Linked DNA regions of Homo sapiens: region 1 is linked to region 2. The links are chromatin contacts, found by Hi-C or POLR2A ChIA-PET in ENCODE. All regions are on one chromosome and are shown on one strand. The core of a region is the stretch at or near the end of the contact, and the rest is flanking DNA. Distances in the headings are between cores, read along the strand shown. Region 1 holds the start of OXLD1 (oxidoreductase like domain containing 1). Region 2 holds the start of FAAP100 (FA core complex associated protein 100).

Evidence for each region. A loop is a pair of places that touch in the nucleus more often than their neighbours do. ChIA-PET counts read pairs that join two places held with the same protein, here RNA polymerase II (POLR2A). Pooled maps may share reads with other maps.
Region 1: a loop to region 2 is called in a map of B cell, with 16 times the contacts of the local background. The contact joins the promoter of OXLD1 here to the promoter of FAAP100 in region 2. A Hi-C loop is called at or near these places in 3 of 168 maps with a recorded cell type or tissue (B cell, CD8-positive, alpha-beta T cell and naive thymus-derived CD4-positive, alpha-beta T cell), 5 of 37 single-sample maps with no recorded cell type and 15 of 50 pooled maps. POLR2A ChIA-PET finds 5 or more read pairs at or near these places in 12 of 52 experiments (Caco-2, GM10248, GM12878 and 9 more).

The regions. Positions count from the first base shown.
Region 1 is chr17:81,663,929-81,670,334 of GRCh38, forward strand. It overlaps OXLD1 (oxidoreductase like domain containing 1), which reads right to left and starts at 2,677. Exons shown (of 2, transcript NM_001039842.3): 1 at 2,590-2,677; 2 at 1,108-1,656. The coding sequence starts at 2,649. The coding sequence ends at 1,273. CCDC137 (coiled-coil domain containing 137) reads left to right here and starts at 2,809. Exons shown (of 6, transcript NM_199287.3): 1 at 2,809-2,972; 2 at 3,801-3,934; 3 at 6,297-6,406. The coding sequence starts at 2,839. RefSeq lists enhancers at 1-187, 1,603-1,712, 1,873-2,794, 2,795-3,716 and silencers at 2,373-2,692, 2,893-3,042.
Region 2 is chr17:81,550,829-81,558,117 of GRCh38, forward strand. FAAP100 (FA core complex associated protein 100) reads right to left here and starts at 1,525. Exons shown (of 9, transcript NM_025161.6): 1 at 1,338-1,525; 2 at 1,100-1,224; 3 at 1-375. The coding sequence starts at 1,502. LOC124904085 (a long non-coding RNA gene) reads left to right here and starts at 1,531. Exons shown (of 2, transcript XR_007065947.1): 1 at 1,531-1,678; 2 at 2,214-6,491. NPLOC4 (NPL4 homolog, ubiquitin recognition factor) reads right to left here. Exons shown (of 17, transcript NM_017921.4): 17 at 6,059-7,289. RefSeq lists silencers at 1,092-1,191, 1,252-1,491, 1,632-1,791, 2,372-2,451, 2,462-2,531 and enhancers at 1,932-2,051, 2,581-3,156.

The DNA.
Region 1 (6,406 bases), core at 1,427-3,926, 110 kb after region 2:
CATCTCAGCTCACCGCAACCTCCACCTCTAGGTTCCAGCAATTCTCCTGCCTCAGCCTCCTGAGTAGGTGGGATTATAGGCACCCGCCACCGTGCCCAGCTAATTACTGTAATTTCAGTAGAGAAGGGGTTTCCCCACGTTTGGCCAGGCTGGTCTCAAACTCCTGATCTCAGGTGATCCACCCACCTAGGCCTCCCAAAATGCTGGGATTACAGGCGTGAGTCACCACGCCTGGCCACGTCCTGCTGCTCTTACCAACTCCCCTGGGAGCTGCGGCTGAAGGAGCTGGAAGGACTGGTTCCAGGTAGTGCTTGGGCCACTGAGGGCTGATCTGCAGCCCCTGCCAGGCTGGTGGAAGGGCACCCGAGGACCCCTGCCAGGGATTGATGGCAGCTGGACAGATGGGCACTTCCAGGCTGCCTGTGGGCTTCTGTGCCTGCCAAAGGCTTTGCCACAGTGACTCAATGAGATCAGATGGCCTTCCCTCTGCTGCACGCTGAGAGCAACCAGAGCAGGCCTTTGCCAGGACTTGGGGGAAGGTGGGACCTGGCCTGGAAGGGGCACTGGGGTCACTGTCATTTGACTGTTCAACGAAAAGGGGTCCTATTTATTGAGTCAGAGTTTCACTCTCGTCACCTAGGCTGGAGTGCAGTGGCATGACCTCAGCTCACTGCAACCTCTGCCTCCTGGGTTCCTCAGCTTCCTGAGTAGCTGGGATTACAGGCGCCTGCCACCACACCTGGCTAATTTTTGTATTTTTAGTAAAGATGGGATTTCACCATGTTGGTCAGGCTGGTCTCCATCTCCTGACCTCATGATCTGCCCGCCTCAGCCTCCCAAAGTGCTGGGATTACAGGTGTGAGCCACCACACCCGGCTGGGGGTCTTATTTTCACCACACTCGGCTGGGGGTCTTATTTTACCCTCATGGCAGGGTGATGGCTGCAAGAGCTCCGGAGGTGCATAATGCCGACCTGGACCTGCTCGCTTTGAAGATGCAACACAAGCCTTACGGACAACCACACAAAAGCCTCCTGTTGAGGCCAAATCAGCAGCCATTCTGGTTGGCAGACATACTGCCAAAAAAACCACCCCCAAAACAAAAACCTCCTGTGAAACCACCATAGAGAATTTATTTTTTTCTCAGGTGAAGTCAGTAACTAATTCTTCCTATTCCCGTTGGACACAAGGAGTCTGTGAGGGGGTGTGAAGGAAGGAGGCTGCGGCTGCGTCCTGGACTCCGTCCTGCGGTAGGGAGTCCAGCAGGGATGGCTCAGCCTCCGCACCTGGTGTGCAGCCGGATCTCCATCCTGAGGAAGGCCTTGAGGTTCTCATCAGCCACGTGCTCCTCCAGGGCAGCCAGGGCCCGCTCCCCACCGTCCTGGAAGTGCTGCAGCAGCCTGTCCGCGTACTCCACCCACACGCAGTTGGGGCAGCCACTCATGCAGCAGTTTGTGGGCGGCTGGAGCTCAGGTGGCAGCGATGCCTTGGGCGGCCTGGTGCCGTCCGCACCTGCTTGGGAGCCCACCTCTACGTGGTCTGTCCCGAATTTTCTGCGCCCATCAGGGGCTTGCGCTCCGGGATGGTGCCTTTGAAGAAAGCTGCCACCTCCAGGAAGCCTCTGGCAGCAGTCCGGGCTGGAGAACCGGCGAGCCCCCTGAGGATGCAGACAAACATGTGACTCTCCAGGAAGCTGGTGAGGCCCGGTCTACCCCCAGCAGTGAGGACATTTCAGCTCTCCTGTCATTGGGCAACTGGCTCCATGTCCTCAGCTTTTTCACTTCCTGTGACTTTAGACATGTTATTTCACCTCTCTAGACTCAGTTTCCCCACTGTGCAATGGAAGTCATGGGTATGACACGGTGTGATTCACAAGAAGTGCCAGGATCAGGGCCTGGCGCCGGGTGTGCACTCAAGCACATGGTGGGGGGTGGGGGAGGCACTCGACACCTCCAGCTAAGATGGCTGCTCTGTGGACACCAGTATGCGAGAGGTGTAACCCTGTAAGCTCCTGGCCAGCCCAGCACCTCTACCAGTATAACCAAGCCCCACCACCTCTGAGGGACCAACCGGAAGAATCGCACCACCCTTTATCCAAGTTTCCCTGTCACAAAGCCCAGGCCTCTCAGGCCCCTCTCATCCCAGCGTGAATGTCCTATAGGCAGTCTTCCGTCGCTGCCCTGCTCTATCTACCCAGGATCACGGACTGACACGCTACCAACTTCACTTATTTAACTAGTCCTGCGAGGGGCATCATCCGCTCCATGTCCACGGCCAGTCCCCAGAGCCCAGGAGGGCTCGCACACAGGCGCTCGGCAGATACTGAGAAACAGGAAAGTGGCCGTTCACCGGGCTGCTTCCTCTCCCAAGGCTAAGCGGCCCCTCCACAGATTCCGGGGCGGGGACTCGGTAAGAGCCGATGGAGGAGAGGAGCGAGGGGTCCTTCGGCGGCGGCCAGCGCGCGATCCTCCCGGCTCCGTCCCCACATGCGGGTGGAGGGGCCGGGGCTCCTCCCGGTACGTGCGGGCCCCCGGACAGCGGCCTCTCGGACGTGCCCTTCGGCGCTGCCAAGACCCGTCCTGGTACTTGCCGAGCCACGGACCGCGGCGGCTACCGCCCGGCCTCCCTCGACCACCCTCCGCAGCAGCATCGCCCGCGGACGGGATCCGGCAACCCCTGACCGTGAGCGGCGGGCGCTCCGGCCAATCCCGGACCTTCAGGAAGTCGCGCCGCTCCAGCCAGCGTGAGGCTGAGCGCAGGAAGCGGAAGTGCCGATCGGTGGGGCGGAACCATGCAGGAAGGCGGAAGTGGCTTCGCTAGGGAGCCTCCCGGCGTGGAGATGGCGGGAGCTGGTCGCGGAGCAGCGGTGTCCAGGGTGCAGGCGGGTCCTGGGAGTCCCCGGCGAGCGCGGGGGCGGCAGCAAGTGCAGCCGCTGGGGAAGCAGCGCCCAGCCCCGTGGCCCGGGCTTCGCAGGTGACTGCGCTGCCCCGCGAGGCCGCCACACTTCCCCAGAGAAGGGGACGCCTTGAAGGCTCCGCCCGGGACCCCCTAGGGAGCGTTCGCTCGGACCCCTTCCCCAGGTCGGGCTCAGTGCCCTCCTCTGTCTGTGCCCGCGGCCCACGCTCCGCCAGGATCGGTTGAATGAATGGAGGCGCGAGCGAGTCCTTGGTTTTGCCTTTCCCGCGTCCCAGTGTCCCGTCTTTGTGGTTCTGGACGAGGTCAGGGCGGAAAGGCCTCCTGGGCTTTCGGAGTGCCTTTCGGCCTCGCGTCCCGTGAGGAAGGGGTTCAGGGACAGCCACTGAGTGAGACCGAGAGGAAAGATCCCTGCTCCCTGGACTGCTGGACCGGCTCGCACCACAGAAGCCAGATGTGGCCCCTGTATAGATAGATTCTTTTTTTTTTTTTTTTTTTGAGACGGAGTCTCACTCTGTCGCCCAGGCTGGAGTGTGGAGTGCAGTGGCGCGATCTCGGCTCACTGCAAGCTCCGCCTCCCGGGTTCACGCCATTCTCCTGCCTCAGCCTCCCGAGTAGCTGGGACTACAGGCGCCCGCCACCACGCCCGGCAAATTTTTTGTATTTTTAGTAGAGACGGGGTTTCACTGTGTTAGTCAGGATGGTCTCGATCTCCTGACCTCGTGATCCGCCCATCTCGGCCTCCCAAAGTGCAGGGATTACAGGCGTGAGCCACCAAGCCCGGCCAGCCCGTGTAGATTCTATTGCCAGACCCAACTATTGTTTCTCTTACTGATTCTGCTTGTGCTTTACTTGGGACGGGTCTCACCCCCGTGTTCTTTCTCCCAGCAAAGAGAAGAAGAAAGTGAACTGCAAGCCCAAGAACCAGGACGAACAGGAGATTCCTTTCCGGCTCCGGGAGATTATGAGGAGCCGCCAAGAGATGAAAAACCCGATCAGTAACAAGAAGAGGAAGAAAGCAGGTGTGTGCAGGCCCATACTGGGCGGCAGTGAAGCTTTGTGTGTCTCAACCCGCCCAATCGCCCAAATACTTCAGAACGTTTCAGGCAGAGGAAATATGCCAAGACCCGGTGCTCAGAAGGTGGGGGAGCGTGGCCAAAGCTAAAGCAGTGGCTGGCAGCTGGTGGCGCTGTGGTTCCAGACGAGGCTTGGAAGGAGGCTGTGGGGTGGGCGGGGAGGACCCGTTATGGGGCCTCAGGATCCATGCTAAGGAGCGGCGTTTTTTTCTCCCCAAAAGTAGCGAAGATTCATCAGAGTTTTTAGCAGGGCACGGCCAATTCATGTTTACTCTAAGCAAAAAAAGGGTCACCGAGCGATGATGGAGTGAGGGAGAGTGGACCTGGCAACTGGCGGGGCTACTGCCAGGGAGAAGCCATGATTCTTGGGACAAGAGTGCTGAAGCAATGGTAGAGAGAAGTGGGTGGAGTCAGGAGCTGAAGGAGGAAATTCCATCAGGCCCCTCTGAGAAGTCTTGCCTTCCTCCCCCAAGTCTGGGTAGGGTGTCCACATGTCCACCGCTGCAACCCAGAGGTAACACTCTGGGCATGTTGGGAAACGGAGTCCACTGTGTGTATATTTTGCTTATAGACACATTTCTCTTCCCAAACGTGGCACTGGTTTTACAGCAAAGCTGTTTTATAATTTGTGTATAAACTGTAGGCTTCTTGTTGGGGGTTATATGGCTGCCAAAGGGATAGTGAGATAGAGGTGAGGAAGGTGCAGGGAGGAGGCGCACTGGCCTGGGTAGCACATGGCACGTTCTGAACCGTGCTGCATTGAATTGGCACCTTTGTTTGTTTGTTTATTTATTTATTTATTGAGATGGAGTCTTGCTTCCTCGCCCAGGCTGGAGTGCAGTGGCGTGATCTGGGCTCACTGCAACCTCCACCTCCTGGGTTTAAGCAGTTCTCCTGCCTCAGCCGCCTGAGTAGCTGGGATTACAGGTAACGCACCACCATACCCAGCTAATTTTTTGTGTGTGGTTTTTTTTTTTTTTTTTGAGACAGTCTCCCTCTAGCCCAGGCTAGAGTGCAGTGGCACAATCTCAGCTCACTGCTACCTCTGCCTCCCCTGTCCCAGTTCCAGTGCAAGCAATTCTCCTGCCTCAGCCTCCCGAGTAGCTGAGATTACAGGCACACGCCACCAAGCCCAGCTAATTTTTGTATTGTTAGTAGAGACGAGGTTTCACCATGTTGGCCAGGCTGGTTTTGAACTCCTGACCTCAAGTGATTTCCCCACCTCAGCCTCCCAAAGTGCTGGGATTACAGGTGTGAGCCACTGTGCCTGGCCTTTTTTTTTTTGGAGACAGAATATCGGCTCACTGCAACCTCCACCTTCCAGGTTCAAGCAAGTCTTGTGCCTCAGCCCCCCCAGTAGCTGGGATTACAGGCCTGTGCCACCATGCCCGGCTCGTTTTTGTATTTTTAGTAAAGGCTGGGTTTTGCCATGTTGGCCAGTCTGGTTTCGAACTCTGGCCTCAGGTGATCCGCCCACCTCAGCCTCCCAAAGTGCTGGGATTACAGGTGTGAACCACCATGCCTGGCAATATGCATGTCTTCACATATTTATGAACACAACCACCTGCCTGGCACTGTCCGCCTCCTGTGTTCTACACTCGCCCGGGGTCCTGCGCTTGCGTTCTCAGTGGATGTCATAGGTCTGCCCACGTTTCTTTTTTGAGATGGAGTCTCGCTCAGTCGCCCAGGCTGGAGTGCAGTGGCGCAATCTCGGCTCACTGCAAGCTCCGCCTCCCGGGTTCACGCCATTCTCCTGCCTCAGCCTCCCGAGTAGTTGGGACTACAGGCGCCCACCACCATGCCCAGTTAATTTTTTCTGTGTTTTTAGTAGAGACAGGGTTTCACCGTGTTAGCCAGGATGGTCTGAATCTCCTGACCTTGTGATCTGCCCATCTTGGCCTCCCAAAGTGCTGGGATTACAGGCATGAGCCACCGCGCCCGGCAGGTCTGCCCACGTTTCTCTGTGTAGCTCCACTGGGCTTCTTTCGGCAGCTGTGCAATGGAGTCTGTGGGTGATCAGAGGAGAATTCATTCAACCAGCCACCTAGGGGTGGACATTAGGTTGTTTCTGCTTTCCTTTTTCAGCTGTGCTGCAGTGGACATCTGTGACAGGTGCCATTGGGCTGGGGGGTCACGTCCCCGGGGATGCCGGGCCGGGCATTCTACATCCTCTTCAGCTGCTGTCGTTGGGGTGCTTCCAGCCAGCCTGGTCTTCCCTTCCTGTGGCTTTGGGAGGGGAAATGAGCATGGGTCACCTGCCTGCCACTGTCTGCCTCCTGCCTCCTCTGAGGCCTCCCTTTGTCCTCAGCCCAGGTGACCTTCAGAAAGACATTGGAGAAGGAAGCAAAGGGAGAGGAGCCCGACATCGCAGTCCCCAAGTTCAAACAGAGGAAGGGGGAGTCTGACGGGGCCTATATC
Region 2 (7,289 bases), core at 275-2,774:
TCCTCCAGCGTGAAGCCCCCGGAGCCCCCGAGGAGGTCGTGCGGGACCCTGGAGCCTGATGGTGACACAGAGCACAGCACTGGAAGGAAGTGGGGGGCTGCAGGCTTTCCTGGGACCCCGGCTGGGGGCGTGTAGGAGGACAGCTCCACCTCACCGATCTGGCCTCCTGGCCGGGGGTCCTCCCCAGGACAGGGCTGCTCAAACAGCTGCATCTTCCATCGGGCAGGGCCCTGCACCAGGGTGACCAGCACACTGTCCAGCAAGGTGAACGCGCACAGCGCAGCATCGGGAAGGATGCAGGCATCGGGGTCCACAGGGATCACGGGGGAAGGCTGGTCACCGTCCTCGCTGTCCCTGTCATCCTGGCTCGTAGACCTTTGAGAACAGGGACGCACTGGTCAGGCCTGGGCAGGGTGGGATTCCCACGTTCTCTTCACAATAACCTGGCATGGAGTAGTCTGGCTCAGGGGTTCCCGCAGTGACCCCCAAGGCCGCTCAGCAGTCCATCTGCCACATGGCCTCCCACCTTCCCCACGAAGGATACTCTTGACAAGAAGTACCAGGCATCCAAAACCAGCGTGAACCGACACCTGTCAGCATAGAACCGTCAGGCTGAGGCCCAGGCTGCAAAGTGCACAGGCTGCCCCCTCTACAGCCTGGGCCGCGGTCAGCAGCTGCTGGCTCTGCACTGAAGACAGGCCTGGCTGCCCGGAGCTCGCTTCCTTCCAACCCAGATGGTGTCCACTGATCACTGACTCGGGGTCACGGTGCCTTTGCTGTCTCCTCCCTCCAATAAAGACCCAACCTCGGGGGCGTGTCTCACCAGACAGCACCGGGCCACCAGGGCCCAAAGGACAGGATCCCGCGCCCCGCCGTGGGCTTAACCATGTGAACCCCACTTACTAAGGACTGTGAGCAAGACACTTGCAGAAAGAGTGCTGGGGGCAGGGGCTCCAGATAATCGGGCAGGGATGGCGGCCGAGGCTTCAGAGCTGGCGGCAGCCCGGGTCCCCAAGCGCGATGAGGTGGGGCTGCTCGCTCTGAAGCAGTCCGGGGGCAGCAGGAGTGTGCGGGAGGGAGGCCGCGGGCCCGCCCTCACCTGCTCCTGCCCGGGTGGTCCAGCGACAGGCAGTAGAGGCCCCTCCGGGCGCACAGCGCGTACAGCAACCTGCGCGGCGCCAGCAGCTCCAGGTGCCACACCTGGTCGGGGAACCGGAACGCCGCCTGCGGACCGGGGCGCGGGTCAGGCCGACGCGACGCGCGGGCCCGCGGTCTTCATTTTCACGCGAACCGCCGCCCCCGCCCGGTCCCTCCCGCCCCCGCGGGCCGGCGCTCACGGTCAGCAGCCCGCCCTCCTGGTCGTACACGTAGACGAGCTCGCTCCCGGTGGACAGGAAGACCTCTGCCTCATGGCACAGCACGCGGGGCTTGCCCGCCGCCAGGCCCCCGAGAGGGCAGCAGAAGCCCGCCAGGTAGCGGACCCGCGGCGCGGCGCCGGCCATCGTGCGCGCGGGCCCGTCAGAGTGAGAAGCCCCGGCCGCGCGGCGGCGGCTCCGCCTCGGAGCGCTTTACGGCAGCCCGCTGTGCGGCGCGACCTCCGCCGTAAAGCGGTCGGCGGTGCCGGGGGCGGGCCGGAAAGGACGCGCTGCAGGGACTCCGGGAGCTGGGGCGGTCGCTGGTACCCACGGGGAGCAGGGGAGCCTTCCTAGGGGCCGCGGCACCGTGCCGCAGGTCGAGGTTGACCCGGCCGGGCTGGTGGGAGCCCTCGGCGGCTTCATGGCCCCGGCTGCTGCACGGGTTCCCCAGGGTGGGGAAGCGGGTCCTGGCCGAGCAGAGGTTGCTCTTGGGCGGGGCGTCTCCCCGGAGCAAGCGCTCAGCTACTCGGGCTTTTGCGTAAACGCCTCGATTCTCTGGGCTCTCGGAGAGCAGCTGGGTCCTGCCGGAGCGCACTCCAGCCGGGGTCGGGGTGGGGCAGCGCCGGCTCTTGTCGTCCTAGGGATGGGTCTCTGCCCTGTGCTCTGCGAGCCGCCCCGGCCGCCCCCGCGTTCAGGGCCCAGCGGAGTGAGCCAGCTTAGGTGGAAGTGCGTCCCTCCCTCCGTGGCTGAACACGTGGGGACAGGGAGTACACCAATGGGGTTTCTGGGTTGGGGGCAGAGGACAAGAAAATGACTGTGAGCCAGGGCAAGATACCTCCACCCTCTCCCTCCTGGCAGCTCTCCACTTCCTCCAGGAGAGAAGTACTGACCAGAGAACGCCCGTGGAGGGGCCTGCAGTACGGACACCTGCTCCATGCCCGGAAGAGAGCGGAAACCAGGCACACCATTCACAAGTAAATGACCAAGGAACCCCGCCCCCGGCCCGCCTCCCTCCGTTTAAGAAGCCAATCTGAAGAGCGCTAAGGCCAGACACCCTCGAGGGAGAATCTAGGGGCAGGGCTGCAAAACTGGGCTTGGAAGTTAGGCAGACATCGTGGAGTCCGGGTGCACCTGCTGGAGCACAAAGCACCACTTGCAGACATCCTGACCGCCCCCCTTTGAGGTTGGGGTGGGGACTGACCCCAAGGCAACGGGGATGTCTGATTCTGAATGTTGGGTTAGACAGACTCAAGTGCGGCACCTGGAGTCAGTTCCTTGCTCCTCTCTTCTCGCCAGGGCTGCTCTGAAGGTGTTTGGGCTGGAAATGCTGTCTTTGATGCTGGGGAGTGGGGAGAGGAGGGCCAGGTGCATCTCATTTGGCCTTCAGAGTCAGGAAGTCAGATGCCGCATCGTTGTGAATTTCCCCACAGGGATCCTCCGCTGGTCTTCTGACCGAATTTCCCCACAGGAATCCGCAGGTCTTCTGACTGCTAGTTTTAACCCTCTGAAGCCTTGTGAGTCACTCGCTCACACACACCAACCCCATCCAGTCCTCCCAGGCCATCTCTTCCATACGGATGGTAACATGCCAAGACTGTCCTAGAGGAAATGATCACGATCACGTGGAGGAGGAAACGGACGTGGGAGAAGGCCCGCCAAACCAGCAGCCTCACCCCGCGGTTTACTCCGCTGCCCACCCCACTCTGCTCCGGGGGCTGGCAGGCTTTTGGCCCCACGCCAAGCCCAGCTCCTATCTGCAACAAGATTTATGATCAGTAGTCATGTGGGGGACCTTAAGCATGGATCCCAGGGGAAAGGGGGTGAGTTAGACACAAGCGAAGGGCTGAAGGCCGGCTCTCCATCAGCTGCTGGGCTGTGCCGTGCCCCACCTGTACTTGGCGAAGAGTGATGAGGGCTGAGGCAGCCTCTCTGTCCGTGGGTGTGGAAGATGCACACACTCCTAGCGGAAGCCTTCGAGACAGCAGCGCAGACCGCTGGACACTGCGTTTCTATGCCCAACTTGGAGGTGTTATCATCTCCCTAAGCACGAAGTATATGAAGGAGTCAATTTAGGTCAGACTGAGGGGAGAAAAACCATGAAGCTTCAGGCTGTGTTGAGGGCGAGGAGGGCTGGGCCTTGAGGGACCTCTCCTCAGAGCAGCACAGCCCAATAAGGAGAACACAGCAGGAAGGTGAGGCAGGGACCCAGGAACCCGACTTCTCCCTTTTTTTTTTTTTGACACACACAGGTTCTCACTGTGTCTCCCAGGCTAGAGTGTAGTGGCACAGTCTCGGCTCACTGCAGCCTCAACACCCCAGGCTCAAGCCAACCTCCTGCCTCAGCCTCCCGAAAAGCTGGACTATAGGTGCACACTACCACGCCAGGCTAATTTTTTGTCTTTTTTAATAGAGACAGGGTTTCGCCATGTTGGCCACGTTGGTCTCGAACCCCGGGCCTGAGTTCTATTTCTAAGCAGTACAATTTGCTTGATTTAATGGGGGAGTGGCATCCAGAACTGTTTTAAATTTTTTAATTTTGGCCAGGCACGGTGGCTCATGCCTGTAATCCCAGCACTTTGGGAGGCCGAGGCGGGCAGGATCACAAGGTCAGGAGATCGAGACCATCCTAGCTAACACAGTGAAACCCCGTCTCTACTAAAAATACAAAAAAATTAGCTGGGCATAGTGGCGGCGCCTGTAGTCCCAGCTACTCGGGAGGCTGAGGCAGGAGGATGGTGTGAACCCGGGAGGCGAGCTTGCAGTGAGCCGAGATCACGCCACTGCACTCCAGCCTGGATGACAGATTAAAAAAAATTTTTTTTTAATTTTTTGAGACAGTCTTTTTTTTTTTTTGAGATGGAGTCTCACTCTGTCGCCCAGGCTGGATGGAGTGCAGTGGTGCCATCTCGGCTCACTGCAAGCTCTGCCTCCCAGGTTCACGCCATTCTCCTGCCTCAGCCTCCCGAGTAGCTGGTATTACAGGCACCTGCCACCATGCACGGTTAATTTTTTTGTATTTTTAGTAGAGACGGGGTTTCATTGTGTTAGCCAGGATGGTCTCCATCTCCTGCCCTCTTGATCCGCCTGCCTCGGCCTTCCAAAGTGCTGGGATTACAGGCATGAGCCACCACGCCTGGCCTATTTTTTGAGACAGAGTCTTACACTGTTCAGGTTGGAGTGCAGTGGCATAAACTCGGCTCACTGCAACCTCTGCCTCCTAGGTTCAAGCAGTTCTCCTACCTTGGCCTCCCAAGTAGCTGGGATTACAGGCGCACACACATCACTACACTGGCTAATTTTTTCTATTTTTTAGTGGAGATTGGGTTTCACCATGTTGACCAGGCTAGTCTTGAATTCCTGACCTCAAGTGATCCACCAGCCTTGGCCTCCCCAAAGTGGTGGGATTGTAGGTGTGAGCTGCCACACCCAGTTTTTTTGTTTTTTTTGTTTGAGACAGTCTTGCTCTGTTGCCCAGGCTGGAGTGTGCAGTGGCACAGTCTCAGCTCACTGCAACCTCTGCCCCCGGGGTTCAAGTGATCCTCCAGCCTGGGCCTCCCAAGTAGCTGAGATTACAAGTGTGCACCACCAGGCCCATCTAGTTTTTGTATTTTTAGTAGAGACAGGGTTTCACCGGGTTGGCCAGAACTTCTGACCTCAGGTGATCCACCTGCCTCGGCCTCCCAGAGTGCTGGGATTACAGGTGTGAGCCACTGCGCCCGGCTTTTATCTTTACATCGAACCAAAGAGGATGCCAAGGATCTTCACTGGCTCTCACATAAGACGGCCATGATCAGGTACTGGCTCACTGCATGGCCCAGGCTGCTGCTTTCTCTGATACAACCTCCCCGAGCCTCCTCACCTCAGCTTTTTAAATTTTTTTTCAGACAGGGTCTCACCCCGTGGCCCAGGCTGGACTTGCGATCACAGCTGGCTGCAGCCTCAACCTCCTGGGCTCAAGCGATCCCAGGAGCTGTGGGTAAATCGAGTGAACTGCACTGTGTTGAAGGTGCAGGATTGGAGTCCGGGTGCTGGGGGACTCACCCTCTCGCTCCTGGAGTCCAGAAGCCAGGACACCTTGGTCACTGTCCTGTGGCCTGCTTCACCCCAGGGCCCTCCTTCAGAAATTAGTTGGAGTTTTTTTTAGTAACTGCTCAAGTCAGCTATGAGTCACTGACCAAAGGACAAAGTGGTGCTGAACAGTGACTGCCAGGCTCCTATCTGAGGCTCAGAGAGCACTTGTTCTAGACGCTTTCTGTTGTCACAGGGAAAGACAGCTCAAGCAGGAACACAGGCAGTGTGTCACCCCCAGGCCTCACTCCTTGCTGCACCTGTGCAGTCTGGCCTTCCTGGGCTTTGTCCTTCACCTGCTGTTTGACCACATGTACCTGTCCACAAAGCAGTGACTGTGGGGCAGTCGCAGGGCTGACAGGTGCGGCAGAGGCAGAAGAGGCACCCAAGGGCGGCGGGGCCGTCAAACACTGACGCACTCTCCTCCTCCCCCAGATGTTAGCACTTTAAGAAACTTATCGAGGAGCCAAGGTTGGGAGGGATCGGCTGGGGAAGTGGGATCCCCACCTTTAAATGGACCATGCACATACACGTAAAACAGTGATATCTTGGAGACAAGTTATCAAATCCCCCCACACTGAGCAGATGCCAGACAACAGTTGAGTGCGCAGGAAGGACACACCAGGACCAGGCAGTTGCTTCAGGCGCTTTTATTAGGTTCCACTGCAGGGCTGGGGTCAATGTAATGCAAATCCAAGCCCAGTGATGCACACCTGTGAGCCGAAACAGAGCCGAAGCAGGAGCACCTGTGTCCCAGGAGCAGCTGGTTGGAGGGAGCCAGGGCCAGGCCCCACCTCCTCTCGGGACCAGGAGACTGGCAGCCGCTGTGTTCACCTGGGCAGGTGTGCACCCAGTCACCCCCACTGGATTATGGTGCTGGTAGCATGAGAGGGTGTGTCCACACCAAGGGCAGGTGAAGATGCGAGGTGGGGCTGAGACCTCCTTCCCACAAGAGGAGGTGGCTGAGCCTCCCAGGGCCTGAACTCTCACAGCAGGGCTCACCCCCAAGCCTGTATGCTTAGCTCTGACTCTCTTTGGACAATAAAATAAAGTGCATTACTGAACAAAGAGTAACTCAAAACCAGAATCAGACAAATCGCCAATGCTTTTCCTTTAGCTAAAAGACAAAAGAAAACATGAATGATGTGAATGCCGGAACTTCAGAGTAAGGGAAATGCTGGTGGAGGACAACGGAAACTATAATAGCGTGGTGGATAAGGACGAGCGAGTGGGAGAGGAACTGGCAACGCGGCTCTCTCTAGAAGTCCGTGCTGTCCAGCCTCTGCCCAGTGGTGGGGGAAGGCCTTGGACTCACAGGGAAGCAATGCAGGAAGCCTTGGCCACCTAGGCTCACAGCTCATCTCAGGACCAGAGGAGACAGCAGAGGACAAAACTTCAGTGTGACAGCTGCTAGGAGGGAGAGCAGACAGCCCGCGGTGGGCAAGCTGGGAGTTGCATCCGCAGCAGTCCGCTTCAACCCAGCTCCTCTCCACCCTTCCTGACCCTCCACAATAGCTCTGCCGTGACCAGACCCAACCCAACTGGCCCCTGGTCCCAAGAGCAGATGAGCTGCTTGGGCCTTCCACTTGGTGTCCCATGCCAGGCGGACCTGGAGGTGTCAGCCATGGCCCTGACCACTTCAGAAGCCAACAGGCAAATGTTCTCTGTTCATAGTGCCAAGAATGTGGGTCACGTGGGCTTACCCCCCAGGATGGACACAGAAGTCCCTAAGCAGTCTGCAGCTGGGCCAGCCTCTCCCGTGGGTGCAGAGCAGCCCAGATGTGGCCATCATTAAGGCAAAGAAGCATCGAGATGCCCACCACTCCCCGGGTAAGAGCCATGCCCCGGCCTGGCCACGCCACAGAG